Linked DNA regions of Homo sapiens: regions 1, 2 and 3 are each linked to region 4. A link is an interaction called in ENCODE POLR2A ChIA-PET data of the cell type or tissue named here. Cell type or tissue: OCI-LY7. All regions are shown on one strand. Each heading gives the region's core, and the rest is flanking DNA. Links, peaks and the distances in the headings are about the cores only.

What was found. ChIA-PET counts read pairs that join two places held together with the same protein. Peaks named below come from ENCODE experiments on the same cell type or tissue, not always from the same donor. Only the 100,000 strongest peaks of a DNase experiment are listed, where the experiment ranks them.
Region 1: POLR2A ChIA-PET joins it to region 4 with 5 read pairs; 4 of 35 experiments call an interaction of 5 or more read pairs at or near these places.
Region 2: POLR2A ChIA-PET joins it to region 4 with 5 read pairs; 17 of 35 experiments call an interaction of 5 or more read pairs at or near these places.
Region 3: POLR2A ChIA-PET joins it to region 4 with 7 read pairs; 2 of 35 experiments call an interaction of 5 or more read pairs at or near these places.

What each region holds. Positions count from the first base shown.
Region 1 is chr11:67,472,804-67,480,306 of GRCh38, forward strand. No RefSeq gene overlaps it. Among named protein-coding and RNA genes, the nearest start is that of AIP, 6.5 kb to the right of the region's middle. RefSeq lists an enhancer at 4,578-5,128. In OCI-LY7, for the core only: no CTCF peak of the experiment used is centred there; no DNase peak of the experiment used is centred there.
Region 2 is chr11:66,446,966-66,454,468 of GRCh38, forward strand. It overlaps the pseudogene LOC100505524. Among named protein-coding and RNA genes, the nearest start is that of MRPL11, 12 kb to the left of the region's middle. RefSeq lists a silencer at 5,468-5,661. In OCI-LY7, for the core only: no CTCF peak of the experiment used is centred there; no DNase peak of the experiment used is centred there.
Region 3 is chr11:67,027,808-67,035,310 of GRCh38, forward strand. It overlaps SYT12 (synaptotagmin 12), which reads left to right. Exons shown (of 8, transcript NM_177963.4): 2 at 2,315-2,371; 3 at 6,838-7,031. The coding sequence starts at 2,338. Among named protein-coding and RNA genes, the nearest start is that of SYT12, 8.4 kb to the left of the region's middle. RefSeq lists enhancers at 1-39, 4,441-5,280. In OCI-LY7, for the core only: no CTCF peak of the experiment used is centred there; a DNase peak (open chromatin) is centred at 3,404; H3K4me3 peaks cover 1,354 bases; H3K27ac peaks cover 69 bases.
Region 4 is chr11:66,608,046-66,615,548 of GRCh38, forward strand. It overlaps the pseudogene RNU4-39P. Among named protein-coding and RNA genes, the nearest start is that of RBM14, 4.8 kb to the right of the region's middle. In OCI-LY7, for the core only: no CTCF peak of the experiment used is centred there; a DNase peak (open chromatin) is centred at 3,676; H3K4me3 peaks cover 1,904 bases; H3K27ac peaks cover 3,929 bases.

The DNA.
Region 1 (7,503 bases), core at 1,383-6,382, 860 kb after region 4:
GGCCTTATTTTTTACTTATTGGAAAGCAACTTTTACAGAAGCAGCAGCGCACAGCAGCAGCACAGGCGTCGCTCCTTGTGGAGCAGGGCCATCCCACAGGCAGTGTGCCCCCAGCAGCTGCTCAGAGGCAGTTCTGCAGCCATATTTATGCCCACTTTTAATTACATGCAAATTGAGGGGTGAATTATCCAGAAATTTCTAGGGAAAGAGTGGTAACTTCTGGGCCGTCAGGTCATTGCCACCGAAGGGGGTGGTAACTTCTAGGTGTTGCCATGGCAATGGTAAACTGACATGCACTGGTCTTACGGGTCTTAGGTCTTATGGAGAGGTGCTTTCACCTCTTCCCTGTTTTATTTTTTTGAGACGGAGTCTCCCTCTGTTGTCCAGGCTGGAGTGCAGTGGCACGATCTAGGCTCACTGCAACCTCCACCTCCTGGGTTCAAGCGATTCTCTGCCTCAGCCTCCGGAGTAGCTGGGATTACAGGCATCCGCCACTACACCCAGCTAAGTTTTGTATTTTTAGTAGAGATGGTGTTTTACCATGTTGGCCAAACTGGTCTCAAATTCCTGGCCTCAAGTGATCCACCTGCCTCACCCTCCCAAAGTGCTGGGATTACAGGCATGAGCCACCATGCGCAGCATTCCCTGTTTTAGCTAGTTCTCAATCTGGTCTGGTGTCTGTGTCCCACCTCCAGAGCTGAGTCCTGCCACCTACCTCATTCCTCGCTCAGAGATTAGATACTCCTTCTTAATCTTAAGAGGGCAGCGGAAGGGCAGAGATCCATCTTCTGTAACTGCTTCCTGTTGAGTTTATGGGCATAGCCCCTTCCTAGCACTGGAGAGGTAAAAATCTCCAGATACCCGGTCGGGTGCAGTGGCTCATGCCTGTAATCCCAGAACTGTGGGAGGCTGAGGCGGGTGGATCACAAGGTCAGGAGGTCGAGACCATCCAGGCCAACATGGTGAAACCCTGTCTCTACCATCCTGGCTAACACAGTGAAACCCCATCTCTACTAAAAATACAAAAAATTAGCTGGGCGTGGTGGCAGGCCCCTGTAGTCCCAGCTACTTGGGAGGCTGAGGCAGGAGAACGGCGTGAACCCGGGAGGTGGAGGTTGCAGTGAGCTGAAATCGCGCCACTGCACTCCAGCTTGGGCGACAGAGCGAGACTCCGTCTCAAAAAACAAACGAACAAAAAAAAGAAACCCCGTCTCTACTAAAAATACAAAAATTAGCTGGGCATGGTGGCAGACGCCTGTAATCCCAGCTACTTGGGAGGCTGAGGCAGAGAATCTCTTGAACCCGGGAGGTGGAGGTTGCAACGAGCCAAGATCTCGCCTCTGGACTCCAGCCTGGGTGACAGAGCGAGACTCTGTCTCAAAAAAAAAAAAAAAAAAAAAAAAAAAATCTCCTGATACCCGATCTAAGGGTCCAAAAGACAGGATACTTTCATTACCCAGGTCAGTAGATGAATGGGTCGGAAGCCTTGTGCCAGCATTGTGTTTACCTGAAACTGTTGCAATCTCAAAGACTTACTAAGAGTTTAAACAACCACAGCCAAAAATTAGGAATAACAAGATGGCTATCAAAGGTCCTAGGAGAGGTAAAAAACCAGGTGAGACTCGGGAAGGCATTTTTGATAGTTGACCAGATATTGCTGGGGTTGGTGCTATGGTTCTATCTATGTAGCCAAGTAGCTTGTTCATAGATCTTTCGAATGTTAGCCTCAGTCTGTTTGGAGCTGGTAAGACATGTGCAGCAGGTTTTATTAATAACTGCACAAACTTCACCTTGTTCAGCTAGTAAATAATCTAATGCTAATCTGTTACAGAGAACTATGTTTGCCAAAGAGTCTAGAAATTCTTGAATTCCCTTTAAGGCCTGACCCGTGTTGGTGGCTAAGGATTCTAGGGTTTGAGTCAAGTTCTTTACGGTTGACTCGTGGTAAGCAAGGCCACCCTAGGGTGCCACCAGTCCTATTGTTGCCCTGATTCCCGCCAAAATTAATCCTATTGCTCACTTACTTCTGCTGTTCTTGGGTCTTATGGGGTTATAGACTGTGACCTCTGGAGGGGCAAGGGTAGCTATTGTACATTCGCCTCTGTTCCAAGTTTTTTTTTTTTTTTTTAGACAAAGTCTCAAAAAAATTAGCAGGGCATGGTGGTGGGTGCCTGTGGTTCCTGCTACTCGGGAGGCTGAGGCAGGAGAATCGCTTGAACCAGAAGGCGGAGGTTACAGTGAGCCGAGATTGTGCCACTGCACTCCAGCCTGGATGACAGGGCAAGATTCCCGTTTTTTTTTTTTTTTTTTTGAGATGGAGTCTTGCTCAGCCACACAGGCTGGAGGGCAGTGGGGTGATCTCGGATCACTGCAACCTCTGCCTCTTGAGTCCAAGTGATTCTCCCGTCTCAGCCTCTCGAGTAGCTGGGATTACAGGTGCCCACCACCATGCCCAGCTAATTTATATATATTTATATAATATATAAATATATAATATATATTATATACAATATATATTATATAATATATGATAATATATATAATATACATAATATAATATATTATATATATATTTTTTTGAGATGGAGTCTCTCTCTGTCGCCCAGGCTGGAGTGCAGTGGCGCAATCTCGGCTTACTGCAAGCTCCGCCTCCCGGGTTCATGCCATTCTCCTGCCTCAGCCTCCAGAGTAGCTGCAACTACAGGCGCCCGCCACCACGCCCGGCTAATTTTTTGTATTTTTAGTAGAGACGGGGTTTCACTGTGTTAGCCAGGATGGTCTCGATCTCCTGAGCTCGTGATCCGCCCGCCTCTGCCTCCCAAAGTGCTGGGATTACAGGTGTGAGCCACTGCGCCCGGCCAATTTTTATATTTTTAGTACAGACGGGGTTTCACCATGTTGGCCAGGCTGGTCTTGCACTCCTGACCTCATGTGATCTGCCTGCCCCGGCCTCCCAAAGTACTGGGATTAGGTGTGAGCCACTACCACTGGCCGCTCCAAACAACCAGTTCTTTTTCCCTCTGGACTGTGGTGCCATCTTTATCATACAGCAGTTGTAGAGCTGCCTACACATATGTATGTTCTAAGCTCTCTTTTTGGTTCCTTTTGAGAGGTGACAGCCTGCTGGCAGCCCTCACAGCCCTTGCTCGCTCTCGGCGCCTCCTCGGCCTTGGTGCCCACTCTGGCTGCGCTTGAGGAGCCCTTCAGCCCGCCGCTGCACTGTGGGAGCCCCTTTCTGGGCTGGCCAAGGCCAGAGCTGGCTCCCTCAGCTTGCGGGGAGGTCTGGAGGGAGAAGCGCGGGCGGGAACCGGGGCCGCGCGCGGTGCTTGCGGGCCAGCGCGAGTTCCGGGTGGGCGTGGGCTCGGCAGGCCCCGCACTCCGAGCGGCCGGCCCGCCCGCCGGCCCTGGGCAGTGAGGGGCTTAGCACCTGGGCCAGCAGCTGCTGTGCTCGACTTCTCGCTGGGCCTTAGCTGCCTCCCCGCGGGGCAGGGCTCGGGGACCTGCAGCCCGCCATGCCTGAGCCTCCCCACAGCCCCGCCGTGGGCTCCTGCGCAGCCTGAGCCTCCGCGACGAGCGACGCCCCCTGCTCCAGGGCGCCCAGTCCCATCGACCACCCAAGGGCTGAGGAGTGCGGGCGCACGGTGCGGGACTGGCAGGCAGCTCCACCTGCAGCCACGGTGCGCGATCCACTGGGTGAAGCCAACAGAGCTCCTGAGTCTGGTGGGGACTTGGAGAACCTTTACGTCTAGCTAAGGGATTGTAAATACACCAATGGGCACTCTGTATCTAGCTCAAGGTTTGTAAACACACCAATCAGCACCCTGTGTCTAGCTCAGGGTTTGTGAATGCACCAGTCAACACTCTGTATCCAGCTGCTCTGGTGGGGACTTGGAGAACCTTTGTGTGGATACTCTGTATCTAGCTAATCTAGTGGGGACGTGGAGAACTTTTTTGTCTAGCTCAGGGATTGTAAACGCACCAATCAGCACCCTGTCAAAACGGACCAATCAGCTCTCTGGAAAATGGATCAATTGGCTCTCTGTAAAGTGGCCCAATCAGCAGGATGTGGGTGGGGCTAGATAAGAGAATAAAAGCAGGCTGCCCGAGCTATCGGTGGCAACTGGCTCGGGTTGTTTTGCACACTGTGGAAGCTTTATTCTTTTGCTCTTTGCAATAGCTCTTGCTGCTGCTCATACTTTGGGTCAACACTGCGTTTGTGAGCTGTAACACTGACCGCGAAGGTCTGCAGCTTCACTCCTGAAGCTAGCGAGACCCTGAACCCACCAGAAGGAAGAAACTCCGAAAACATCCGAAAATAAGAAGGAACAAACTCCGGACACGCCTCCTTTAAGAACTGTAATACTCACTGCGAGGGTCTGCAGTTTCATTCTTGAAGTCAGTGAGACCAAGAACCCACCAATTCCGGACACACTTTGACCCACTTCACTAATTCTCACCAGTATCTTATCCTTGTCTGTACGGTTTTCGGTGTGGTTTAATGCAAGAGACCAAGCCCCTTCTCCTTGGTCATCTTGTTCAAACTTGACTTAGCTTTTCATGGACCTTTATTTTTTATAGAAATGTTACAAAAATGTTTTCCGAGTTCTTAAAAAATCCTCCCAATTTCTTTTTTTCTTTTTTTTTTTAATTGATCATTCTTGGTGTTTCTCGCAGAAGGGGATTTGGCAGGGTCATAGGACAGTAGTGGAGGGAAGGTCAGCAGATAAACAAGTGAACAAAGGTCTCTGGTTTTCCTAGGCAGAGGACCCTGCGGACTTCCGCAGTGTTTGTGTCCCTGGGTACTTGAGATTAGGGAGTGGTGATGACTCTTAACGAGCATGCTGCCTTCAAGCATCTGTTTAACAAAGCACATCTTGCACCGCCCTTAATCCATTTAACCCTGAGTGGACACAGCACATGTTTCAGAGAGCACAGGGTTGGGGGTAAGGTCACAGATCAACAGGATCCCAAGGCAGAAGAATTTTTCTTAGTACAGAACAAAATGAAAAGTCTCCCATGTCTACTTGTTTCTACACAGACACAGCTACCATCCGATTTCTCAATCTTTTCCCCACCTTTCCCCCCTTTCTATTCCACAAAACCGCCATTGTCATCATGGCCCGTTCTCAATGAGCCGTTGGGTACACCTCCCAGACGGGGTGGTGGCCGGGCAGAGGGGCTCCTCACTTCCCAGGAGGGGCGGCCGGGCAGAGGTGCCCCTCACCTCCCGGATGGGGTGGCTGGCCGGGCGAAAAAATTCTCCTGATTTCTATTTGGATTTCATTGAATTTCTAGATTAATTTCAGAAGCAATCACATCTTTGTGTTGAGTTGTTCTATTTATTAACAAGATACGTCTCTTCAGTTATTGAGATCTTCTTTTGTGTTATAAAATCTTGTTTTTCAGGCTGGGCACAGTGACTCATGCCTGTAATCCCAGCACTTTGGGAGGCCGAGGCAGGCGGATCACCTGAGGTCAGGAGTTCGAGACCACCCTAGTCAACATGGTGAAACCCTGTCTCTACTAAAAATACAAAAATTAGCTGGGAATGTTGGCAGGCACCTGTAGTCCAAGCTACTTGGGAGGCTGAGGCAGGAGAATTACTTGAACCCTGGAGGCAGAGGTTGCAGTGAGCTGAGATCGCGCCACTGCATTCCAGCCTGGCGACAGAGCAAGCCTCCATCTCAAAAAAAAAAAAAAAAAAAAAAATTTGTTTTTCTTCAAAAAGTTCTGAGTTGTGTTTGTATTTCCTACTTCATGGGTTTTATTGCTGTTGTGAATGATACTTTAGTCTCTCCCTTTTTTTTCTCTTTGAGTTGGAGTCTCCGTCGTCCAGGCTGGAGTGAAGTGGTGTGATTATGGCTCACTGCAGCCTCCGCCTTCCAGGTTCAAGCTATTCTCCTGCCTCAGCCTCCCGAGTAGCTGGGATTACAGGCATGTGCCACCATGCCTGGCTAATTTTTGTATTTTTAGTAGAGATGGGGTTCCACCATGTTGGCCAAGCTGGTCTTGAACTCCTGACCTCAAGTGATCTGCCTGCCTCAGCCTCCCGAAGTGCTGGGATTACAGGTGTCAGCTACCATGCCTGGCCCTTTATATTCTATTATACTTTTCAGTTGCTTATTGCTGGTGTGAAGAGTACTATTAATTTTTGTTAGCTTTTTTTTTTTTGGAGACGGAGTTTCGCTCTTTCTTGCCCAGGCTGGAGTGCAGTGGCACAACCTCGGCTTACTGCAACCTCCGCCTCCTGGGTTCAAGCGATTCTCCTGTCTCAGCCTCCCGAGTAGCTGGGATTACAGGCACCCGCCACCACACCCAGCTAATTTTTGTATTTTTAGTAGACACGGGGGTTCCACGATGTTGGCCAGGCTGGTCTTGAACTCCTGACCTCAGGTGACCCGCCCACCTCAGCCTCTTAAACTGCTGGGATTACAGGTGTGAGCCGCTGCGCCCGGCCGCTTTTTTTTTTTTTTTATTTTATCCCTGTAACATTGCTGAACTCTGGGTTTTTTGTTTCCGTTTTTGAGATAGGGTCTCACTCTGTCGCCCAGGGTGGAGTGCAGTGGTCTGATCATGGCTCACTGCAGCCTCAGCCTCATGGGCTCAAGGGATCCTCCTGCCTCCCAAGTAGTTAGAACCACAAGCGCGTGGTACCATGCCCAACTACATTTTTTGATTTATTTGTAGAGACAGGGTCTTGCTATGTTGCTCAGGCTGCTCTCGAACTCCTGGCCTCGAGTAATCCTCCTGCCTTGACTTCTAAAATTGTTGGGATTATAGGCATGAGCCACCATGCCTGGCCTTCTAATTTGTTAAAGCAGTCTATAGATTATGTTGGATTTTCTATACCGATATAATCTGCCAACAATGACAGTTTACTCTCGTTTCTTTTTCTTGGCTTATTGTTTTGGCCAGGACTTCTTTTTTTAAAAAAAATTAAATTTCTTTTATTTTTTTGGATATAGGGTCTTGCTCTGTTGTGCAGGCTGGAGTGCAGTGGTGAGATCATAGCTCACTGCAGCCTCGATCTCCTGGGCTCAAGGGATCATCCTGCCTCAGCCTCTTTAGTAGCTGGGACTACAGGCATGTGCCACTATGCCCAGCTAATTTTCTTTCTTTTTTTCTTTTTGTAAAGACTGGGTCTTGCTATCTTGCCCAAGTTGTTACTCATGGGCTCAAGCTATCCTCCTGCCTCAGCCTCCCAAAGTGCTGGGATTCTAGGCAGGACTTCTAACACTTACTGATCAGCATCATTCCTAGAGAGCATCATTGCCTTGTTCCTGATCTTGAAGAAATTGTGGATACTTATTCCATCATACTTAATTGTATGCAGCTTTTATCAACCTGAGAAAATTCCTCTTTGTTCCTAACTGTGAGTTTTTATCATAAATAGTCACAGAAGTTCATAAAATGCTTTTTCTGCATATTTTGAGATAACCATATGCATTTTCTCCTTTAGTTAACCGACGTGGTGAATTACAGTAATAGATGTTTATAATGTTG
Region 2 (7,503 bases), core at 1,732-6,731, 160 kb before region 4:
TAGGGGTGCAATTTCCACTTCCGGTCAATGGAAACACAGTTTTGATTATTCTGGCTCTTATAGACTACCAGGAAGCAACTCCCCAGGGTACCTCAGTAATATGTGAAATCAAAGTGAGGTCATGTGTGAGGTTCAGTGGCAATAGTAAAGATGAGCCTGGACAGGTGGGTAGGGGCCAAATCATTCAGGCCTTGTCAGCCCTATTAAGGAGTGTGGACTGTGCAATAGGAAGCCATTGAAGGGTGTTAACCATATGCATCATATTTGCATTTTGAAAAGGTCACCAGAGCTTGGGTAGGTAGGAGGCATTGGAGGAGCATAATAGTGGATGCAAAGAAACCCATTAGGCCAAGGAAGGAATAGGGTAGAGAGATAATGGTGACTTGGACCAGGGAAGAGGAGGGGCACCCATTCATGAGCTATTTAGAAGACAGAATTTATTTTATTCAACCAATGCTTGTGCAGTATGAACTGTGTCTCTGAACAGTAATTCTTTTGTTCAGATGGAGTCTCACTCTGTCACCCAGGCTGGAGTACAGTGGCTTGATCTTGACTCACTGCAACCTCCACCTCCCAGGTTCAAGCGGTTCTCCTCCCTCAGCCTCCTGAGTAGCTGGGACTACAGGCGCGCATCATCACACCCAGCTAATGTTTGTATTATGAACAGTAATTCATTTAAACCTCATCACTACTCTAAGAAGTGTAGGTACTATTTCTGTGTTTTTGGAGACAGAGTCTCACTCTGTCACCCAGGCTGGAGTGCAGTCGCATGATCTAGGCTCACTGCAAACTCTGTCTCCTGGGTTTAAGCAATTCTCCTGCCTCAGCCTCCCAAGTAGCTGGGACTACAGGCGCACGGCGTCACACCAGGCTAATTTTTTGTATTTTAGTAGAGACGGGGTTCACCATGTTGCCCAGGCTTGTCTTGAACTCTTGAGCTCAGGCAGTCTACCAGCCTCGGCCTCCCAAAGCACCAGGATTACAGACGTGAGCCACCACTTCCAGCCTACTATTTCTATTCCCACTTTACAGATGAGGAAACTGAAACACAATCGCAATCACACTGTATACAAAATTTGTGTGTTGTGTATTGGTATTTTACTTTGAGCACTGTCTTAATCTGTTTTTGGTTGCTTATAATAATCTGTATTCTGTTGCTTATAACAGAATACCTGAAACTGAGTATAATAAATAGAATTTATTTCTTACAGTTCTGGATGCTGGGAAGTCCAAAGTTGAGAGGGCACAACTGGTGAGAGCCCTCTTGCTGATGAGGACTCTCTACAGAGTCCTGAGGTGATGCAGGATATCACATGGCCAGGGGGCTGAGTGTCTAGCTCACGTCTCTCTGCCTCTTCTTTTTTTTTCAAGACAGAGTCTCACTCTATCCCCCAGGCTGGAGTGCAATGGTGTGATACTGGCTCACTGCAACCTCTGCCTCCCGGGTTCAAGTGATTCTCATGCCTCAGCCTCCTGAGTAGCTGGGATTACAGGTGCCTGCCACCATGCCTGGGTTTTGCCATGTTGGCCAGGCTGGTCTCAAACTCCTGATCTCAGGTGATCCACTCGCCTCAGCCTCCCAAAATATTGGAATTACAGGTGTGAACCACTGTGCCCGACCGATTCTTCTTATAAAGCCACCAGTCCCACTCCTGTGATAACCCACTAATTCATTAAGTCATTAATCCATTCATTTATAAATGGATTAATCCATCTATAGGGCAGAACCTATCACCTCTTAATGGCCCCACATTTCAACACTTCCTCATTTAGTAATGTAAACCAAAAATAAAGATCTAAGCCTCCCAACCATCTGAATGGACCTCTCCTCTCAGCCAAGGGCATTCCAAAGTTCACCTGAACAACTAGTTCAGACCTTGATGGGAAGTGAGAGTCGGGTATGCCTCATTATTCCCTTCTCCCTTTTGGAATTCAGGCACAACTCACCAGTAAAAACAGATCTTAAGACTGATAAAGCAGACTCTTTGTAGCAATAGGATACCAAATTCCAGCCTGACTCTAGTATAGCATCACATGACAGATAGCAGGCCCTGAAAGAAAGTAAAGTATTTTACTCCAAATTATGTTTCTTTGCCATATATTGAAATAGTCCTGTCATGGGGGAAATCGACATTCTAAAGAGAATCTCCTTCCTTTTCCGGGTCTTTTTCCTGATCCAGGAGAAAAATCTGACAGGCAAAATTTACAATCTATGTTCTCTGAAGACTGCTACCTGGAAGCTTCATCTGCATAATAAAAACTTTGGTCTCCACTGGGCACGGTGGCTTACGCCTGTAATCCCAGCACTTTGGGAGGCCGAGATGGGCGGATCACAAGGTCAGGAGATTGAGACCATCCTGGCTAACACGGTGAAACCCCGTCTCTACTAAAAAATACAAAAAATTAGCCAGGCATGGTGTCGGGCGCCTGTAGTCCCAGCTACTTGGGAGGCTGAGGCAGGAGAATGGTGTGAACCTGGAGGCAGAGCTTGCAGTGAGCCGAGATCGAGCCACTGGACTCCAGCCTGGGCAACAGAGCGAGACTCCGTATCAAAAAACAAACAAACAAAAAAACTTTGGTCCCCACAACCCTTCATCTTAACTCAGACACCCCCCTCTATTAATTCCATGTCCTTAGATAAATTCTTTCCACCAATTGCCAATCAGAAAATCTTTGAATCCACTTATGATCTGGAAGCTCCCCTCCCTAGGCTGCCACCACCTCCCCCCAGCTTCCAGTTGTCCCACCTTTCTGGACCAAACGAATGTACATCTAACATGTATCAATGTCTTATGTCTCCCTAAAAGGTATGAAACCAAGCTGTAGCCCAACCACCTTGGGCACATATTCTTAAGATCTCCTGGGGCTGTGTCACAGGCCATTGATCGCTCATATTGGGATCAGAATAAATCTCTTCAAATATGTTACAGAGTTTGACTCTTTCCATTGACAGGATTAAGTTTCAACATGTGGGTTTGGAGGAAACAAACATCCAAGCCATAGCAAACATTTAATGCTATATCACAAGTGTATTAGTCCATTCTTACATTGCTATAAAGAAATACCTGAGACTGGGTAATTTATAAAGAAAAGAAGTTTAATTGGCTCATGGTTCCACAGGCTGTACAGGAAGCATGGCAGTGGCTTGGCACAGTGGCTCACGCCTGTAATCCCAGCACTTTGGGAGGCCGAGGCAGGCAAATCACCTGAGGTCAGGAGTACGAGACCAGCCTGACTAACATGAAGAAACCCCATCTTTACTAAAAATACAAAATTAGCCAGGTGTGGTGGCGCATGCCTGTATTCCCAGCTACTTGGGAGGCTGAGGCAGGAGAACTGCTTGAACCCAGAAGGTGGAGGTTGCGGCCAGCTGAGATCATGACATTGAACTCCAGCCTGGGCAACAAGAGCAAAACTCCATCTCAAAAAAAAAAAAAAAAAAGAAAGAAAAGAAAGAAAGAAAAAAGAAAAGGAAAGCATGGCAGCACCAGCTCAGTTTCTGGGGAGGCCTCAGGAAACTTACAACCATGGTGAAAGGGTGAAGGGGAAGCCAGCATATCTTATACAACCAGAGCAGGAGAAAGAGAAATGAGGTAGGTGCTACACACTTTTAAACAACCAGATCTCGTGAGAACTCTATCATGAGAATAGCACCAAAGGGACAGTGGTAAACCATTCAGGAGGATCCACCCCCATGATCCAATCACCTCCCACCAGGCTCCATCCCCAACACTGGGGATTACAACTGAACATGGGATTTGGGTGGTGACACAGAGCCAAAACATATCAACAAGTGTCTTCTATGTTATGAAATATCCCTCCTAAATAGGATTTTACTGACTAGAACGGTTAGGGATGGCCTCTTTGAGGAAGTGACATTAGACTTGAGAGAAGGAAGACAAGGGACTTGTTTCGGGGAAGAGCCTTCCAAGCAGGAGTAAGTGTGTGTGGACCCCTGAGGCAGGCGTGGGCTGGTTGGCTCTGGAGACCACCAAGGAGGTCAGTGCAGCTGGAAGGAATGAGGGAGGGGGCAGGGGAAGGAGAGGAAGTTGGAGAGGATGGGGAAAGCAGATCATGGCAGGCATTGGAGGGCAGGTAAAGACGTAGGACTTTACTTGGGCTCCAGTAGGAAGTCACTGGAATAGGTAAGTGATGGGATGCAACTTATGCTGTAGAAAGATGACTCTTGGCTGCTGAAGGGAGGCTACAGAGAGGCCAAGATGGAAGCAGGGACCTGTTAGGAGGCTGTTGTCCTCCAGGTGAGAGATTTTGGTGCTGCAACTAGGGTCATGAAGGGGGAAGTAGAGAAGATCATTTAGGCAAGTGTCAGTGCACATTGGTTCCACAAATATTCCCCAAAGACCTACTGCATGCCAGGTCCTAGGTCAGCCACTGGACATACAGAAATGAGAAGGTTTGACATCATCTTTGAGGGTCACACAGGCTATGCACTGGCTTTCTATCTTTCTTGGCCATGAGTATTAGTAAAAAAAAAATGCATTTTACATTGTGGCCCAATGCACATATGTGACATATACACAGGGAAATACCAGTTTCATGAGACAGTTCATATCTTTACTCTAGGTAGTGTACTCTATTTTCTATTCTGTTCTATTCTGTTCTATTCTATTCTATTCTATTCTATTCTATTCTATTCTATTCTATTCTAATTCTTTCATTAAAAATGCTGGTTGAACCCATGAAGTCAATTTCATAACTCGCTGGTAACTCACAACCCTACCTTGCAAAAAGCCTTGACCTAACAGGAGAGGTAAATACATGAATAGAGCACTAGGTGCAGAACCACATGGTGAGTTCTCTGTGAGGGGCAGGCACAGCTGCTGCCCTGCAGGGAGGTGCTCTCTGTGCATCAGCTCAGCTAGCTGCTGTAACAAAACACCACGGCCTGGGCACGGAAACAACAGAAGTTTATTTTCTCACAGTTGTGGGGGCTGAAAGTCCAAAAGCAAGATGTCGGCAGAGTTGATTTCTTCTGAGGCCTCTTACCTTAACTCAAAGATGGCCACATTCTCCCTGTGTCTTCACAAGGTCTTCCCTCTGCTCTGGTGTCTCTGTGTGTCCAAATTTCCTCTTCTGATAAGAACATTAATCAGATTGGATCAGAGCCCACCCTAATTGGCCTCATGTTAAGTTAAATCAGCTCTTTAAAGGCCCTCTCTCCAAATACAGTCACATTCTGAGGTACTGGGGAGCCAGGGCTTCAACATATGAATTTGCAGGGGTCGGGAGACACAATTTGGCCCAAAATAGGCATGTTCCCCAGCCTGGGGGACAGGGAAGCAGAGGGAACAGCAGAGGTACAGGATAGTGTGGGGCAGGAGGGAGGGGCACATGCTGTGGTGTCAGTGGAGGGTATGGTGTGAGGTAGGGAGTATCAGGCTGGAAATGTTGGCAGGGGCTGGATCTGAAGGGCCTTGAATCCTGCACCAATGAATGTAGACTAGCTTGCAGAGGGGTGAATCTCAAGTGTCAGTGCACCGCAAGATTGCCTGGGACATTGTGACAAGTGCAGGGATCCTTGGAGGGGACATCCTAGAAAGCTGCACTTTAATCAGTATCTCAGATGGACCAAGACCCACCCTCAGCAAAGAAGATGCAGGTGCCATTGACGAGATGTAAACAGGGGCTTGACACTGGCTCAGTTGGAGAGGATAGATTGGAGGGGCAAGAATGGAGACAGAGAGGCCATCAAGGGGGCTGTCCTGAGTGCCCAGCCAAGAAATGATGAAGTCTGAATTGATACTAATAGTGGTTGACTTTTAGAGAGTGTTTAACATATGCCATGAGCCAGGCCTGAGCTAAGCACCCTTCCTGGGTAATCTTACTGATTTCTCACAACAGTCTTGTATGGTAGGTATCTTTATTATTATTACTACTATTATTTTGAGACAAGGTCTCACTCTGTCACCCAGGCTGGAGTGCTGTGGCACAAACATGGTTCATGCAGCCTCGATCTCCCAGGCTCAAGCAATCCTCCCACCTCAGTCCCCCAAGTAGCTGGCACTATAGGCACATGCCACCATGCCTGGCTAAATTTTGTGCTTTTTTGTAGAGACAGTTTTGCCATGTTGCTCAGGCTGGTCTCAAACTCCTGGGCTCAAGTGATCCTCCTGCCTTAGCCTCCCAAAATACTGGGATTACAGGCATGAGCCACCACACCCGGCCAGTGTCTTTATTTATTTATTTATTTATTATTATTTTTTAAGATGGAGTCTTTCTCTGTCACCAGGCTGGAGTGCAGTGGCGTGATCTCGGCTCACTGCAACCTCCGCCTCCCGGGTTCAAGCGATTCTCCTGCCTTAGCCTCCCAAGTACATGCGCATGCCACCACCCCCAGCTAATTTTTGTATTTTTAGTAGAGATGGGGTTTCACCATGATGGTCTTGATCTCTTGACCTTGTGATCTGCCCACCTTGGCCTCCCAAAGTGTTGGGATTACAGGCATGAGCCACCGCGCCTGGCCTATTTATTTATTTATTTATTTATTTATTTATTTATTTATTTTTGAAATGGAGTCTCATTCTGTCACCCAGGCTGGAGTGCAATGGTGTGATCTCAGCTCACTGCAACCTCTGCCTCCCAGGTTCAAGCAATTCTCCTGCCTCAGCCTCCTGAGTAGCTGGGATTACAGGTGCCCGCCACCACGCCCAGCTAATTTTTTGTATTTTTAGTAGAGATGGGGTTTCACCATATTGGCCAGGCTGGTCTCAAACTCCTGATCTCGTGATCCACCCGCCTCAGCCTCCCAAAGTGCTGGGATTACAGGCGTGAGCCACCACTCCCAGCCTCTTTATTTTTATTTCATAGTTGAGAAAACCAAGGCTCAGAAAGGTGAAAAGACTTGCCCAAGGTCACAACTAGGGAGAGTTGTCTGTCTGTGTGTCAGGAGAGGCAGAACCTAGATCTCAGCCCTGCCTCTCTGGACAGTTGCAGAGGGGATCGCAAGGTTGATGGGAGCTGTGGGGACATAGTAGGCAGGACTTTGTGACAGGTTGAATGTGGGCAATGGCAGGGGTGGGGTATGAACTACTTGCAGGCAGTTCTGGGTCCCTAACTCTCCATGTCACCAATCAAAGGTCAAAGGGAGCCCAGCCTGGGTGTGGGGCAGAAGCAGAGATGTTGGCGGCGTGAAGCTCAGGAGTATACATCAGAGAAAGCCAAAAGCCAGCTGGAATAGTTCCTGAATACAGTTTTAACCTTGCTTGCAATTATTTTGAAGGGGAGAAATCATCTGGATTGGAATTAAGATGCTCTGGTTTCAAGGAAATAGCATGCAGCTTGCCAGATCCTCCCTTGGACTCTTCTTGATAAACTGCTCTGTCTCTAAGACAACTCTGCCCGTGCTGACCTTATTCACAAAGGACCCACGCCCCCTTTGTGGTGAAGCCAAGGAAGTACTCAAGCCTTATAGTAACAGGTTTATTTTACAGGAAGTGAACGTCACACTTCCAGAAAACTCTGCCTGGTATGAAAGGTATAAAT
Region 3 (7,503 bases), core at 845-5,844, 420 kb after region 4:
CCACTCTTGCAAAGTCAGCTTGTGCCAGGTAAGCAGGAAAAAGCCGATGGCTTATCTGATTCCCGGCAAGGCAGAAGCAGGCTGGGAGGTGCGTGTGTGTACATTAGCATGTGTTTCAGCGTATCCAGACCAGCTTCCGCCAGGAGCTAGGACCACCTTGGGCAGGTACATGGTGACCCATTTGACCTGCAGATTCTTAGGAAACTTTTTGGAAACCATATGCCCACTTGCAGTGAGACACAGTGGTTAGGAGCATGGAGCCAGTTGGCCTGGGTTGAACAGTTTATTAGCTGTGTGGCCTGGGGCAAATTACGCCCTGGGACTCTCACCCGCAAACCAGAGATAATAATAGTACCTACCTCATGGGGCTGTTAGGCAAATTAAATGAGGTCAGATAAATGCAAAGTGCTTAGAATGGCGCTTGATGTGTAAGAAGGGCTCGACAAGGTTCTCTATTACTATCATTATCTCCAGCCCAGGCCCAGGAATGAGCTTCCACTCTAGTCAGGATGGGTGAAGCCCTTCCTGGCTTAGCACCACCCTTCCATCACCATGACAACGCACATCTCCTTGTGGGAGTGGGGGCAGCATCAGGAGAACTGGAAGCCAGGAGCTGGCTGTGCACCTTATCTGACCTGCTTCTAGAGGCTCCTGGGCACCTCCAGGACTTAAGGGGGTAGACTAGGACTTATGGCACCCCAAATGTGCTGGATAACCCTGACTGGAGCATGGCACCGAAGCTTCTTGACTCCAAAGCCACAGACTGGGGAGAACCCCGGAATTCCTGAAAATGTGGAGGGCCTTAGCTTTACCCTCTGATTCGACCCCAGTCCCAAAGGGAACCTACAGGATGCTCCGAGGGGTTGGGAATTGGTGGGTCACACTCCCCAAGGACTTTTTATACTGCGTCTGAATGGTGTTTGCATTTTTTTGCAAATTGGTTGCTACCTTTAAAACTCAGGAAATGGCACATAAAAAATTCAGGTATCTGGCTTTTCTTTAAAGTGCCAGAAGATCAAGCCACGGTGGTTGGCATTCCTGCTGGGGCAAAAATGCAGCTGCCCTTGGGCCAGGCCATCACTCTGCAGTTCTTACCTCCCCTTCCCCTTGCCCTACCACCCTGCACCAGGCCTGCAGGCTTACCATGTGTAACCACCTCTCTGAACTACAAGGGAATCCAGAAATTGGGGTGGGCATTATCCTGGCCCTCGGTGCCCTTGACCTGAGATCAGTGCAGCCCATCCCAAATTCCTTTTTCCAGGACTCCCACATACACCCACTTAGAACACATCTGTGAGCCAGATTTACTTCTTAGCACACTAATAAAACAATGAGCAGTCACCTAGGTTCAGGTAATGGGTTGTACGAGCTCCCAGACCTTTCTAGAACAACTTAAGCCTCAGTCATTCCTAAAAGCTGGGGGTGGAGGATGGGGTGGGGAAGAAACCATGCCAAGCAGTGAAAGGACTGATAATAGAATATTGCAGACACGCAGCCTTTCCTTCCCAATCAAAATGGAAGCATTTGAAGGAAGGCTCTGGCTCAAGCCAGGGGGGCCTTGCTCTAATGAGTCACCTACTGCGTCGCCGCTGGTCAGCCTGATGTTGTTAGGATGGAAATGAGCTGGGGTTGCCAGATTTGGCAAATACAAAAACAGGACACCCAGGAGCATTGATGTTTTGGATGAACAATGGAAAAGATTTTGGCGTAAATATGTCCTGTGGAATATTTGGGACACACATATTAAAAACGTATTTGAAATTTGGCCAGGCGCTGTGGCTCACACCTGTAATCTCAGCACTTTGGGAGACCAAGGCTGGTGGATCACCTGAGGCCAGGAGTTCGATATCAGCCTGGCCAACATGGTGAAACCGCATCTCTACAAAAAATACAAAAATTAGCCGGGTGGGGTGGCACATGCCTGTCATCCCAGCTACTTGGGAGGCTGAGGCAGGAGATCACTTGAACCCAGGGGCAGAGGCTGCAGTGAGCCGAGATCGCGCCACTGCACTCTAGCCTGGGCAACAAAGAGAGACTCCATCTGAAAAAACAAAACAAAACAAAACAAAATCTGAAATTCACATGCCACTGGGCATCCTGTGTTTTATCTGGCAATCCTGAGAAGAGTCTTAGAATGCTTGAAAAGAGCTTTAAACATCATTTCTTAAAATGCCAAGCCTCCCTTTGGTGGCACTCCCCTTATAGCTGAGTGTAAGCTCTGGATGACAGGCACGTGGGTGCCAGGAGGCCAGGACCTAGGAGCGGGACGCTGACTCTCTGCAGCCCTCTCCTCTCACTCTCTTTTCCCTTCCAGTCACAGTCACTGCAGCAGACATCATGGCTGTGGATGTGGCAGAATACCATCTGAGCGGTGAGTGCCCAGGGCAAACCCCTCCTGGATCACGCCTGCGAGACCCTTACACCAGGCCTGGGTGGGAGGTGTCTGTGGGACATGAATAATTAGTCCTTGCCATTAATGTCTTCACTGTCAAGGACAGTCAGTGACTTGCCCAAGGTCAGACAGCCCGCCCTGGGGACATCAAGCTTGGCCCAGTCTGAGGTCTCCTCATCTTGCCACTCAAGTGGCTCCTTCTTGTTAAAGTGACTTTCTCTCTTTCACTTGAAAGGGTCCCCGGGGAGACCCTCATCCTGCTGCACCCTGGGGATGAGCCTGTGACTCGGAATCCACTCACCGAGGCCTTCTGTGGAGACTGTCAAGTAGCCAAGGGAAAATAAGCCCAGGAAGGTCAAGGTTAGATTCATGGGGCGTTAAACTCAGAGACCACCCAGTCCAGAGGCAGAGGTTATAGTGAGCTGAGATCACACCACTGCACTCCAGCTTTCCAGCCTGGGCAACAGAGTGAGACTCCGTCTCATCAGAAAAAAAAAGAGGCCACCCAGTCCAGGGCCATGGCTCCCACCTTGTCACCCTTTGCCTCAGCAGGGAGATGGGAGCTGGCTGGGAGATGCCTCGAGACTCCAGACATACTCCTGCAGCCCTCCCCATGGACAGCGGATGGGGTCAGAGAAGAAACATACCAGCCGTCTTTTCTCCCTTTGTTCCTCTCCTCATTCACAGATGGGAGAAGTGAGGCTTAGAGAGTAACGGGGTCAGGATGTGCACTCAGGTCTCCTGACTCCCAGCCCCGTGCTCCCCATCACTCTAGCCCCTACCCTAACGCAGCCCCTGGGGAGCCCAGGGCTGATCTGAAGGGTGTGCCCGGGAATCACCTTTCCCATCACTTTTTCCCAAAAGTGAGCCAGGGAGCCGCACTTTTCACCCTCAGGCTCACAGGTCTTGCCCCCCTGCCCCCACCCTGCCCCCTACCCGTATGGCCTTGGGCAAGTGGTGAAACCGGAACTTCTACTTACTTATCTGTAAAATGCAAAAGATGAGGCTTGCCTCAGGGCTGTTGGGAAGATTTAGAGAGCTGATGGTTGTGCAGCGCCCAGCATGGTGCAAACGCCACTCTTCCAGTGGCAGCGCTTTGCACACGCTGTTCCCCTGTCCTGGAGTCCTTCCCTGCCTCTGCCACTGCCTGCCTGAGTCCTGGCACCTGGTGGTGGGGTTATAGGTGCAGATCTGGACCCAGTCTGTCTGGAGGCAGATCTCTCCTCCGTCCCTCAGCTTCCTCATCTGTAAAATGGGGAAAACAATAGAACCAACCTCACAGGATTGCCTTGACTCCATGGGTTAATATACGTGACGTGCTTAGAACAGGGCCTGGCAAATCATAAATAGTAAGTGCTTCATAAGGGGAGCTATTCCTCCTCCTCCTCATCCCACTCGTTTCTGGTCTTCGCCTAGACCCCACTTCCAATATCACCCCAAGACTGGTATTCCATAAAATCAATAAATGAATGCGAATTGTCATTTCATGTCACCTTCCTGGGGCTTTTCCTTCTGTGCCCCCAGCCCTGCCCCCTTTTCTGCCACCCCGGGCATGGGCTCCACCCTTCAGCTCCCAAAGAGCCTCAGGCACAGGGGAGCCTGAACCTGCTTTGCCACCTGGCTGTGCCCACAGCCTGCTTAGAGACCTTGGGCCTCTGGTCCTGCCCTCTAGCCAACCCCCGGCTACTACCCAGCCCTGCTGTGACCCTGTTCCCAGGACTCCCAGAATACACCAAGCCTTAGCAGGGCGGGGCCCGGGAGCCTCCATGGATCTCTTTGTCATGGGCATACGTAGCCCACAGGTGACATTCTGTCAACAGCGGCAGGAGGAAGGAGGGTTTCTTCACAGCCCTTCCACCGTCGTTACCCATTCCTTCTGTTTTTCCCTGGTCTGCCCAGCCCGTGACTATGTGCTGCGTGACTTTTGCGCACGTCACACGATTGCGTGATTAGACCATGTTGGGGATTCATTTTTTTCCTCTCTTAACAATGCCAGAAATGTGTCTCTGCATTGCCACAGTGCCATCCTAATGACCTCAATTGTCATTCTCGAAGGCCAGTGACATTTCCTCCCAAGACAGAGCCACCAGCCCTCACTGGCCCCCTCGGTGGGACCTTCAGGCTGTCTCCAGATTTCTGCTGTTATAAATACAGCCTCGATGACTCATCCCAGACACAAAACCTGTTGGGATTTTCCCTTTAGAATAAATTCACCAGAGTGGGACCGCTGGATGGGGGATGTTCTTGTCATCCGCATTTTCCAAACGGAGTATGAAGCCCAGAGGTGCTGGGTGACTTGCCTGGAAGCCAAGGTACCGGTGCCCGGCTCTGCCGTTTCTCACCGCTGGCCTTGAGTGGAGAAACAGATGTGCTCATTACCCTTCCTTGGTCTCAGTTTTCCTCTTTTAGAAAGTAGGGCCTTGGCCAGGGGCGGTGGCTCACGCCTGTAATCCCAGCACTTTGGGAGGCCAAGGCGAGTGGATCACCTGAGGTCAGGAGTTTGAGACCAGCCTGGCCAATATGGTGGAACCCCATCTCTACTAGAAATACAAAAAATTAGCTGGGCATGGTGGTGGACGCCTGTAATTCCAGCTACTCGGGAGGCTGAGGCAGGAGAATCGCTTGAACCGGGGAGGCAGAGGTTGCAGTGAGCCGAAATCGTGCCATTGCACTCCAGCCTGGGCAACAAGAGTGAAACTCCATCTCAAAAAAAAAAAAAAAAAGAAAAAGAAAGAAAAGAAAAGAAAGTAGAGCCTTACAGGGTGCTCAGTGCTGGGAGGGCGTCAGGGCTGGAGGCCAGTGAGTCAGTGCTGTGGACTCTGGCCAAAGGCAGCTCAGCAGACAGCAGGGCAGGCTAGAGGGGCTGCCCCACTGTGTGATCCATTCCTGTGTGGCCGGGCTTCAGGGCAGCAGTGATGAGGAACTCCTCTAGCCCCGGGTCCCCTCCCTCCCTCCCCCGGCCACTCTGCCCACTCTGGGCTTTTTATACCCCTCTATTCTTCCCGCTCTTGACTTCCAGCTCCTGTTGCCGTGGCCTGGCACACTTCTTGCCCCTCCTCATATCTCAGCTTACATGTCCCTCTTCCAGGAGGCCTTCCTGGGCTGCTCCCATTCCCAGTACCCTGATCTGTCTATTTATTTGCCTGCCCCACCCCACCCCCTAGACTGCCAGCTACTTAAGGACAGGGACTTGGCCTGGGGCTGACTCAACCCTGGCTACCCATGCCCATAGGCTGCTGGCACACCAGGATGGGTGCTCAATGGATGTGCAGTGATCAATCTCATGCCCTGAGGTGCTCTTCGCACCTCTCCCCACCTTGCTTCCAGGGAACTGTGCGGGGTCGAGGCCGGGTGGGGCAGTGGTTACCCCACTTGCTTTGGGGTCTGGCTGCTAGAGTTGGGGTCCCAGCACCACCCCTTCTGGGCTCTGTGACCTTGGGCAAGTTCTTTAGCCTTTCTGTGCCTCAGTTTCCTCACTTGAATTGAGACAGACGCAGTACTAAGAGCAGTTTAGAGAACTGTATTTGCCAGCACTGTGACCTGCACAATGAATCCCAGTGTCTCCTTGGCTTCCTTTGGGGAAGCAGAGCCAGGTTTCCTGGGAGAGGGAGGCAAAACCTTGGAACGTGTATGGTCCTGCTGCGTGCCAAGCGCGGTGCTGGGGAGGACTCGCCTGCCACAGTTGAGGAGGTTGTTAATTTCCGTTTTCGGGGGCAGCAAGGCTCAGAGAGAGAAGGTTATTGACTCATCAGCAGAGCAAAAGCCTCTGAGCATCTGGATTTGTCTCCAAGCCCTGCACAGCCTGCAGCCACCTCTCACTTGTGGCTGAGTTGTTTGTTTTGGTAAGAGATTCACAGAGAGAAAAGATTCACATACCAAGCAATTTACCCACTTAAAGTGTACAATTTAATGGTTTTTAGTATATTGTGCAACCAACCACACAATCTATTTTTAGAATATTTTCATCATCCCCCAAAGAAACCCTATTTCTCCCAACTTTCCAGCCCCTGACAGTCACTAATCTACTGTATAGACTGGTGTCAATTCTGTCTACATAGATTTGCCTTTTCTGGATATTATGTACACAGGCTGATCATCCTAAATCCAAAAATCCAAATCCAAAATCTGAAATATTTTGCGGGCCGACATGATGCTGAAAGAAATGTCTATTGGAGCATTTTGGATTTCAGATTTTTGGATTAGGAATGCTCAGACTATAAGTGTAATGTAAATATCCCCAAATCAGAAAAAATCTGAAACCCAAAACACTTCTGGTCCCAAGCAACACAGGAAAGTGTATGTCTTGTTCGACATGGGATCTCCAGCACCTAGCACATAGTAGGCATTCAATAAATATCCATTCAATGTAGAAGTCGGTGCTGCTCCCCGGGTGGGGGTCTGTATCCACTAGGAAGCCCTAATGAGAGGCTGCCCTTGCCTTGCAGTCATCAAGAGCCCCCCTGGCTGGGAGGTGGGTGTCTATGCTGCAGGGGCCCTGGCCCTGCTGGGAATCGCAGCTGTGAGCCTGTGGAAGCTCTGGACGTCGGGGAGCTTCCCCAGCCCCTCTCCGTTCCCCAATTACGACTACAGGTACCTTCAGCAGAAGTACGGCGAGAGCTGCGCAGAGGCCAGGGAGAAGGTGAGGCTTCTGCTCCTGCAGGTGCACAGCGAGTGCAACCCCATGCCCCTACCATCCACTCAGATCAGTCTTCAGCCCCTCTCCCTCCGTCACCACCTCCTCCTGGTTAATGTCCTCCTTTGAAAGGGGAGTAGACCTCCCTCTTCCCCTTTCACATCTTCAACTTTTTTTTTTTTTTTTTTTTTTTTGAGATAGAGTTTCCCTCTTGTTGCCCAGGCTGGAGTGCAATGGCATGATCTGGGCTCACTGCAACCTCTGCCTCCTGGGTTCAAGCGATTATCCTGCTTCAGCTTCCCAAGTAGCTGGGATTATAAGCGTGCACCACCATGCCTGGCCAATTTCATATTTTTAGTAGATACGGGGTTTCACCATGTTGGTCAGGCTGGTGTCGAACTCCTGACCTCAGGTGATCCACCTGCCTCGACCTCCCAAAGTGCTGGCGTGAGTCACCACACCTGGCCTGCTTTTTAAC
Region 4 (7,503 bases), core at 1,502-6,501:
GCCAGACGTGGTGGCTCACACCTGTAATCCCAGCACTTTGAGAGGCCAAGGCGGGCGGATCACAAGGTCAGGAGATGGAGACCATCCTGGCTAACAGGGTGAAACCCCGTCTCTACTAAAAATACAAAAACTTAGCCAGGCATGGTGGCGGGTACCTGTAGTCCCAGTTACTTGGGAGGCTGAGGCAGGAGAATGGCGTGAACCCGGGAGGTGGAGCTTGCAGTGAGCCGAGATGGTGCCACTGCACTCCAGCCTGGGCAACAGAGCGAGACTCCGTCTCAAAAAAAAAAAAAAAAAAAAGATCAACATCCTCATTAGCTTTTCTTCTGAACTTCTGGCTGTGTGGTTTTTCAAAGTTTATTTTTAAATCACAGGACACTGTTCAAACATCTTGAAGCCTCATTTGCAAAGCAGAAGTGGAACTGCAGGCAAAGATGCTCTGTTTTGGCCAGGAACAGTGGCTCATGCCTGTAATCCCAGCACTTTGGGAGGCCAGGGCAGGAGGACTGCTTGAAGCTAGTTAGAAACCAGACTAGCGAAGAAAGCAACACCCTGTCTCTACAAAAAATAATTTAAAAGGCCGGGCGCGGTGGCTCACGCCTGTAATCCCAGCACTTTGGGAGGCCGAGGTGGGCGGATCACGAGGTCAGGAGATCGAGACCATCCTGGCTAACATGGTGAAACCCCGTCTCTACTAAAAATACAAAAAATTAGCTGGGTGTGGTGACACGTGCCTGTAGTCCCAGCTACTCGGGAGGCTGAGGCAGGAGAATGGTGTGAACCCGGGAGGCGGAGTTTGCAGTGAGTGGAGATCGCGCCACTGCACTCCAGCCTGGGCGAGAGAGCAAGACTCTGTCTCAAAATAATAATAATAATAATAATAATAATAATAATAATAATGATAATAACTTAAACATTAGCTGAGTGTGGTGGCACAGGCTTATGGTCCCAGCTACTTAGGAGCCTGAGGCAGGAGGATTGCTTGTGCCTAGGAGTGTGCAGCGGCAGTGAGCCATGGTCACGCCACTCTGCTCCAGCCTGCTTGAGAGAGTAAGACCTTGTCTCTAAAAAAATAAAAATAATTAAAAAAAAAGAGGCCTTTAATCCCAGCAGTTTGGGAGGCCAAGATGGGAGGATTGCTTGATCCCAGGAGGTCAAGGTTGCAGTGAGCCATGATTGTGCCACTGCACTCCAGCCTGGGGGACAGAGTGAGACCCTGTCTCAAAAATAAATCAATAAATGAAAAGGAAAATTTAAGTCCAAGATGGGAAGATTACTTGAGGCCAGGAGTTCGAGACCAACTTGGGCAACATAGCAAGAACCCCATCTCCAAAAAAAAATTTTTTTTTTTTTTGAGATGGAGTTTCTCTCTTGTTGCCCAGGCTGGAGTGCAGTGGGGTGATCTCGGCTCACTGCAACCTCCACCTCCTGGGTTCAAGCGATTCTCCTGCCTCAGCATCCCGAGTAGCTGGGACTAAAGAAAGGTGCATGCCACCACGCCCGGCTAATTTTTTGTATTTTTAGTAGAGATGGGTTTTCATCATGTTAGCCAGTTCCTGACCTTGTGATCCGCCCGCCTTGGCCTCCCAAAGTGCTGGGATTACAGGTGTGAACCACCACACCCGGCCTATACCTCCATATTTTTAAATAACATGACTGTGTCATTGTTTCTTATTTTCAGTCTTGATATTGTCTGTGGAATTCTATATTAGGATGAATTCTGCAGTAAGTAATACAGTCCTAATAGTGGCCAAAGCAATTAAGACATTTAATTATGTCACCAGATCAACAGTCTGGATATTTGAGGATTCAGAGCAGGTCCAGTGGTGTGGCAACGTCAGGATACTGTCATCATGAACTGTGTGTTTCTCTTCATGTCCCCTCCTCCCCTTTTGGTGGCAAGGGTGATTACCACAGCACCAAGCCTCCCATTGTCACACATTCACATGATAGGGTGGAAAGCTGGAAGGAAGGAGACCAAAAAGGGAAAAGCTCCTTTCTAGCAGAGAAGAACACCTATGCAATGGAATAATGAAAGTTAGCTGTGAAAACGTCTTTATCTGTGTTGTTACTAACTCATATCAGTTTCCTGTAATCAGTTTCCTTTGTAACAGTGGCAGCTGTAACAAAGTACCACAAACTGTGGCTTAAAACAACAAAAATTTATTCTCACAGTTCTGGAGGCCAGAAGTACAAACTTAGTATCACTGGGCTGAAATCAAGGTGTGGACAAGAGCTTGCTTCCTCCAGAAACTATAGGGAAACATCCCTTCCTGGCCTCTTCCAGCTTTGTGTGGCCGCTGGCATTCCTTGGCTTGTGGCCGAATCTCACTCCAATCTTCAAGGCCAGCACCATCCACTCAGTCTGCTCTGTCTTCCCATGGCCTTTTCCTCCATGTATTTGTGTCAAATCTCCTTCTGCCTCCCTCTTACAAGGATGCATGTGATTGCATTTAACACCACCAGAGTAATCCAGGATAATCTCTTCTTAGCAAGGGCCATTGATTTAATCACATCTTCAGAGACTTTGCCACATAAAGTAACATTCAGAAGTTCCAGGGATTAGGACCTAATATCTTTGGAGGCCATTAATAAACCTGCTACAGTGACCTAGTAAACCACAGGTAAATTGATACAATTAACTTAGGAAAAGGTCTCATAAGTAAATTTGACGGTACTCTAGTTTCCATGACAGAATTTCTCTCTAGCCTTTCTCTCCATTCGTTGTAAAGAGATAAGGACTTTACTTGTCAGATTGCTTTATTACAGAGATTGTTTTTACCCAAAACTAAGTTTACCTAAGTTTACAAAATTTGATTTAGATCAGTGGTTCTCAGTGGGGATGGTATGGCCCTATGGAAGTTTGTGAGGGCTATTTCTTCTGGCTGTGACAATGCTAGGTGGGGGCGGGGATGCTGCTGGTATTGGGGGAAGACTAGGGATACTTACCAACCTTCAATGTGCAGGATAGTCCTGCACCAAATAGCCCACAGGATACCCTTGTAGGTGAAAAATCACTACTTATGTATATTTCAGATGGTGTCTTGCTCTGTCACTCAGGCTGGAGTATGGTGGTGTGATCATAGCTCACTGTAGCCTCCATCTCATGGGATCAGGCAGTCCTGCCTCAGCTTTCTGAGTAACTGCAACTACAGGCATGCACCACCATGTCCAGCTAACTTATTTTTTATTTTCTTTATTTATTTTTGAGACGGAGTCTCACTCTGTTGCCCAGCCTGGAGTGCAGTGGCATGATCTCAGCTCACTGCAATCTCTGCTTCCTGGGTTCAAGTGATTCTCCTGACACAGCCTCCTGAGTAGCTGGGATTACAGATATGTGCCATGACGCCCAGCTAATTTTTTTTTTTTTTTTTTTTTTTGTATTTTTAGTAGAGATTGGTTTTGCCATGTTGGCCAGGCTGGTCTCAAACTCCTGACCTCAAGTGATCTGCCTGCCTTGGCCTCCCAAAGTGCTGGGATTATAGGCGTGAGCCACCACAGCCGACCTATTTTTTTTCTTTTTTTCTTTCTTTCTTTTTCTTTTTTTTTTTTTTTTTTTTTTGAGACATGATCTCTTAGTTTGTTGCCCAGCCTGGAGCCCAGCGTCATGATTATCGTAGCTCTGTGCAACCTGAAACTCCTGGGCACAAGCAAGCTTTTTGCCTCAGCCTCCCAGCTGGGACCACTGGTGCACATCACCATGCCTGGCTAATTGCTCTTTTTCTTTTTTTTTTTTTGTTTCAGACAGTTTCACTCTGTCACCCAGGCTGGAGCACAGTGGTATGATCTCGGCTCACTGCAACCTCCACCTCCCGGGTTCAAGCAATTCTTGTGCCTCAGCCTCTCAGGTAGCTAGGATTATAGACACGCGCCAGCACTCCCGGCTAATTTTTTGTATTTTTAGTAGAGATGGGGTTTCACCATGTTGATCAGGCTGGTCTTGAACTCCTGACCTCAAGTGATACACCCACCTCGGCCTCCCAAAATGCTGGGATTACAGGTGTGAGCCACTGCGCTGGGACTAATTTTTATATTTTTTGAGACATGGGGTCTCCCTGGGTTGCCCAGGTTTGTCTCAAACTCCTGGGCTCAAGTGATCCTCCTGCCTTGGCCTCCCAAAGTGCTGGGATTATAGGCATTGAGTCACTGCGTCTGGCCAAACTTCTTACTATGTGTCTTACATTGTGTTCAACACTTGTTATTGCTCAAAATGGCCTTATCCTTCATACATACCTGCCAAGAGAAATTTTTATTAGAGACAAGGCCTCCCTGTGTTGCTCAGGCTGGAGTGCAGTGGTGCGATCACAGCTCACTGCAGCCTTAGCCTCCTGGGCTCAAGTGATCCTCCCATCTCAGCCTCCAGAGTAGCTGGGACTACAGGCACACACCACCACACCTGGTTAATTTTTAAAATTCTTTTCATGTAGATGGGGGTCTATGTTTCTCAGGCTGGTCTTGAACTCCTGAGCTCAAGTGATCCTCCTGCCTCAGCCTCCCAAAGTGCTAGGATTACAGGGATGAGCCACCACACCCATCCCCAAATTTACAATTAAAAAACTCTTAAACCTAAAAACAAAAATGTGGTAAAGCCAGTTATTTTATAGGTAAGATGATACTCATATGTGTAAAGAATCTAGCTGGGTGTGGTGGGTCATGCCTGTAATCCTAGCACATTGGGAGGCTGATTCTGGAGGATCACTTGAGGCTAGGAGTTTGAGAGCAGCCAGGGCAACAAATTGACCCCCGTCTCTACAAAGTAAAAATTAAAAAATTATCTGGGGGTGGTTGGGCATGGTGGTTCATGCCTGTAATCCTAGCATTTTGGGAGGCTGAGCTGGGCAGACCACGAGGTCAGGAGTTCAAGACCAGCCCGGAAGGTCCAGGCTGCAGGGAGCCATGATTTCATCACTGTACTCCAGCCTGGGGGACAGAGTGAGACTGTCTCCAAAAAACCAAACCAAACCAAAACAAACAAACAACAACAACAAAGAAAAAACCTGCAAACTTTTCTTTGAGATCAGCCAAGCCAAGCTAGACACTTTACAGATGAGAAACTCAGTGAGGGCTGCAGGAGCGAAGAGGGTTGCCCACCTGGACCATAAAACTGAACTAGGGCTAATTTAATGCTATTTCCATTATTCTAGATCAAGGAGTCAGATCCTTATTCAAGCCCCAGCATTCTGATTTGCCAGATCTGTGAAATTTGGCAAGATTCTTTACATCTATTTAATTAATTTATGTATTTAGAAACAGAGTTTCACTCTTTTGCCCAGGTTAGAGTGCAGTGGCACCATTACAGCTCACTATAATCTTAAAATCCTGGGCTCAAGCGATTCCTTCCCCCTCAGTCTCTCAAGTAGCTAGAACTACAGGTGCACCACCACCCGCAGATATATGTGTGTGTGTGTGTGTGTGTGTGTGTGTATATACATACACACACACACACACACACAAATATGTACGTATGTATTTTTTGAGACGGAGTCTCACTCTGTCACCCAGGCTGGAGTGCAGCGGCCACAATCTCAGCTCACCGCAACCTCCGCCTCCTGGGTTCAAGCAATTCTCCTGCCTCAGCCTCCTGAGTAGCTGGGATTACAGACGCACGCCACTACGCCCAGATAATTTTTTGTATGTTTAGTAGAGACGGGGTTTCACCGTGTTGGCCAGGCTGGTCCCGAACTCCTGACCTCATAATTTGCCTTCCTCGGCCTCCCAAAGTGCTGGGATTACAGGCATGAGCCACCCCGCCCGGCCGCCGGCTAATTTAAAAAAAAAAAATTTTAGAGATGGATTTTGGTCGTTGCCCAGGCTGTCCCCAACCTTCTGGGCTGAGGCGATCTACCTGCCTCAGCCTCCCAAAGCACTGGGATTACAGGCATGAGCCACCACACCCAGCCTACAATTAGTTTCACCTGTTTCTTTTCACCTTTTAAAATGCAGCTACTAGAAAAATTAAAAGCACCTATGGGTCTCACTGTGTTAACGTAAGACCCCACCTGCCGGGTGGGGTGACTCACACCTGTAATCCCAGCACTTTGGGAGGCCGAGGCAGGCGAATCACAAGGTCGGGAGTTCGGGACCAGCCTGGCCAACATGCTGAAACCCCTACTAAAAATGCAAAAATTACGCCGGGCGTGGTGGCGTGCGTGCCTGTAATCGCAGCTACTCGGGAGGCTGAGGCAGGGAAAACTGCTTGAACCCAGGAGGCGGAGGCTGCAGTGAGCCGAGATAGCACCACTGCACTACAGCCAGGGTGACAAGAGTGAAACTCTGTCTCAATAAATAAATAAATAAAATGGCTATCCTTACTGGGTAGCTAGGGGTTTGCTGATATCCTGTTCTGGGAATACTGCCAGCAGTTTGGATTTCAGGAGATACCAGAGTAGTGCCCCTTTTCTTTCTTTCTTTCTTTCTTTTTTTTTTTTTTTTTGAGACGGAGTCTCGCTCTGTCGCCCAGCCTGGAGTGCAGTGGCGCGATCTCGGCTCACTGCAAGCTCCAACTCCCGGGTTCACGCCATTCTCCTGCCTCAGCCTCCCTAGTAGCTGGGACTACAGGCCCCCGCCACCATGCCCGGCTAATTTTTTGTATTTTAGTAGAGACGGGGTTTCACCGTGTTAGCCAGGATGGTCTCCATCTCCTGACCTCATGATCCGCCCGCCTCAGCCTCCCAAAGTGCTGGGATTACAGGCGTGAGCCACCTCGCCTGGCCCAAGCACATGCCATTTCAATGGCCTTGTGCTACACAACTCCCACCCTCCTATTCTGCTCTCTGTTCCAGGTTCTGGCCATATTGGGCTCTTTTTTTTTTTTTTTTTTGGAGACAGAGTCCTGCTCTGTTGGCCAGGATGGAGTGTGGTGGCGTGATCTCAGCCCACTGCAACCTCCACCTCCTGGGTTCAAGTGATTTTAATGCCTCAGCCTCCTGAGTAGCTGGGATTACAGGTGCCAGTCATCATGCATGGCTAATGTTTTGTTTTCAATTAGCAATAATTGCGCCTCGGATAAACCTCATTGGCTATGATACTGCCACTGCGCAAAGCTAATGTTTTGTAGTTTTAGTAGAGACAGGGTTTTACCATGTTGGTCAGACTGGTCTCGAACTCTTGACCTCAGGTGATCCGCCCGCCTCAGCCTCCCAAAGTGCTGGGATTACAGGCGTGAGCCACCGGGCCTGGCCCATACTGGCTCTTGACTCTTCCTTGAACCAGATTTGCTTCTGCCCCAGCACTCTTTGACTTGTACTTTCTGGCCGGCATGATCTTCCCTCAGAGGATGGCTTAGTTCCCTTGATTACTCCAAGTCCTCATCACCATCTAACACGCTTATGTTTTACTTATTTCTTGCCTGTTTCTCCCCACCATAAGATCCAAGAAGGTTGGGATTTCTGTCATTTTTTTTTGTTCACTGCTATATTCTTGGTGGTGTCCACATGGTAGGTGCTATTTGTTGACTGAACACGTAGGCAAATATTTCCCTGAGTTTGTCACATGTCTATGTTT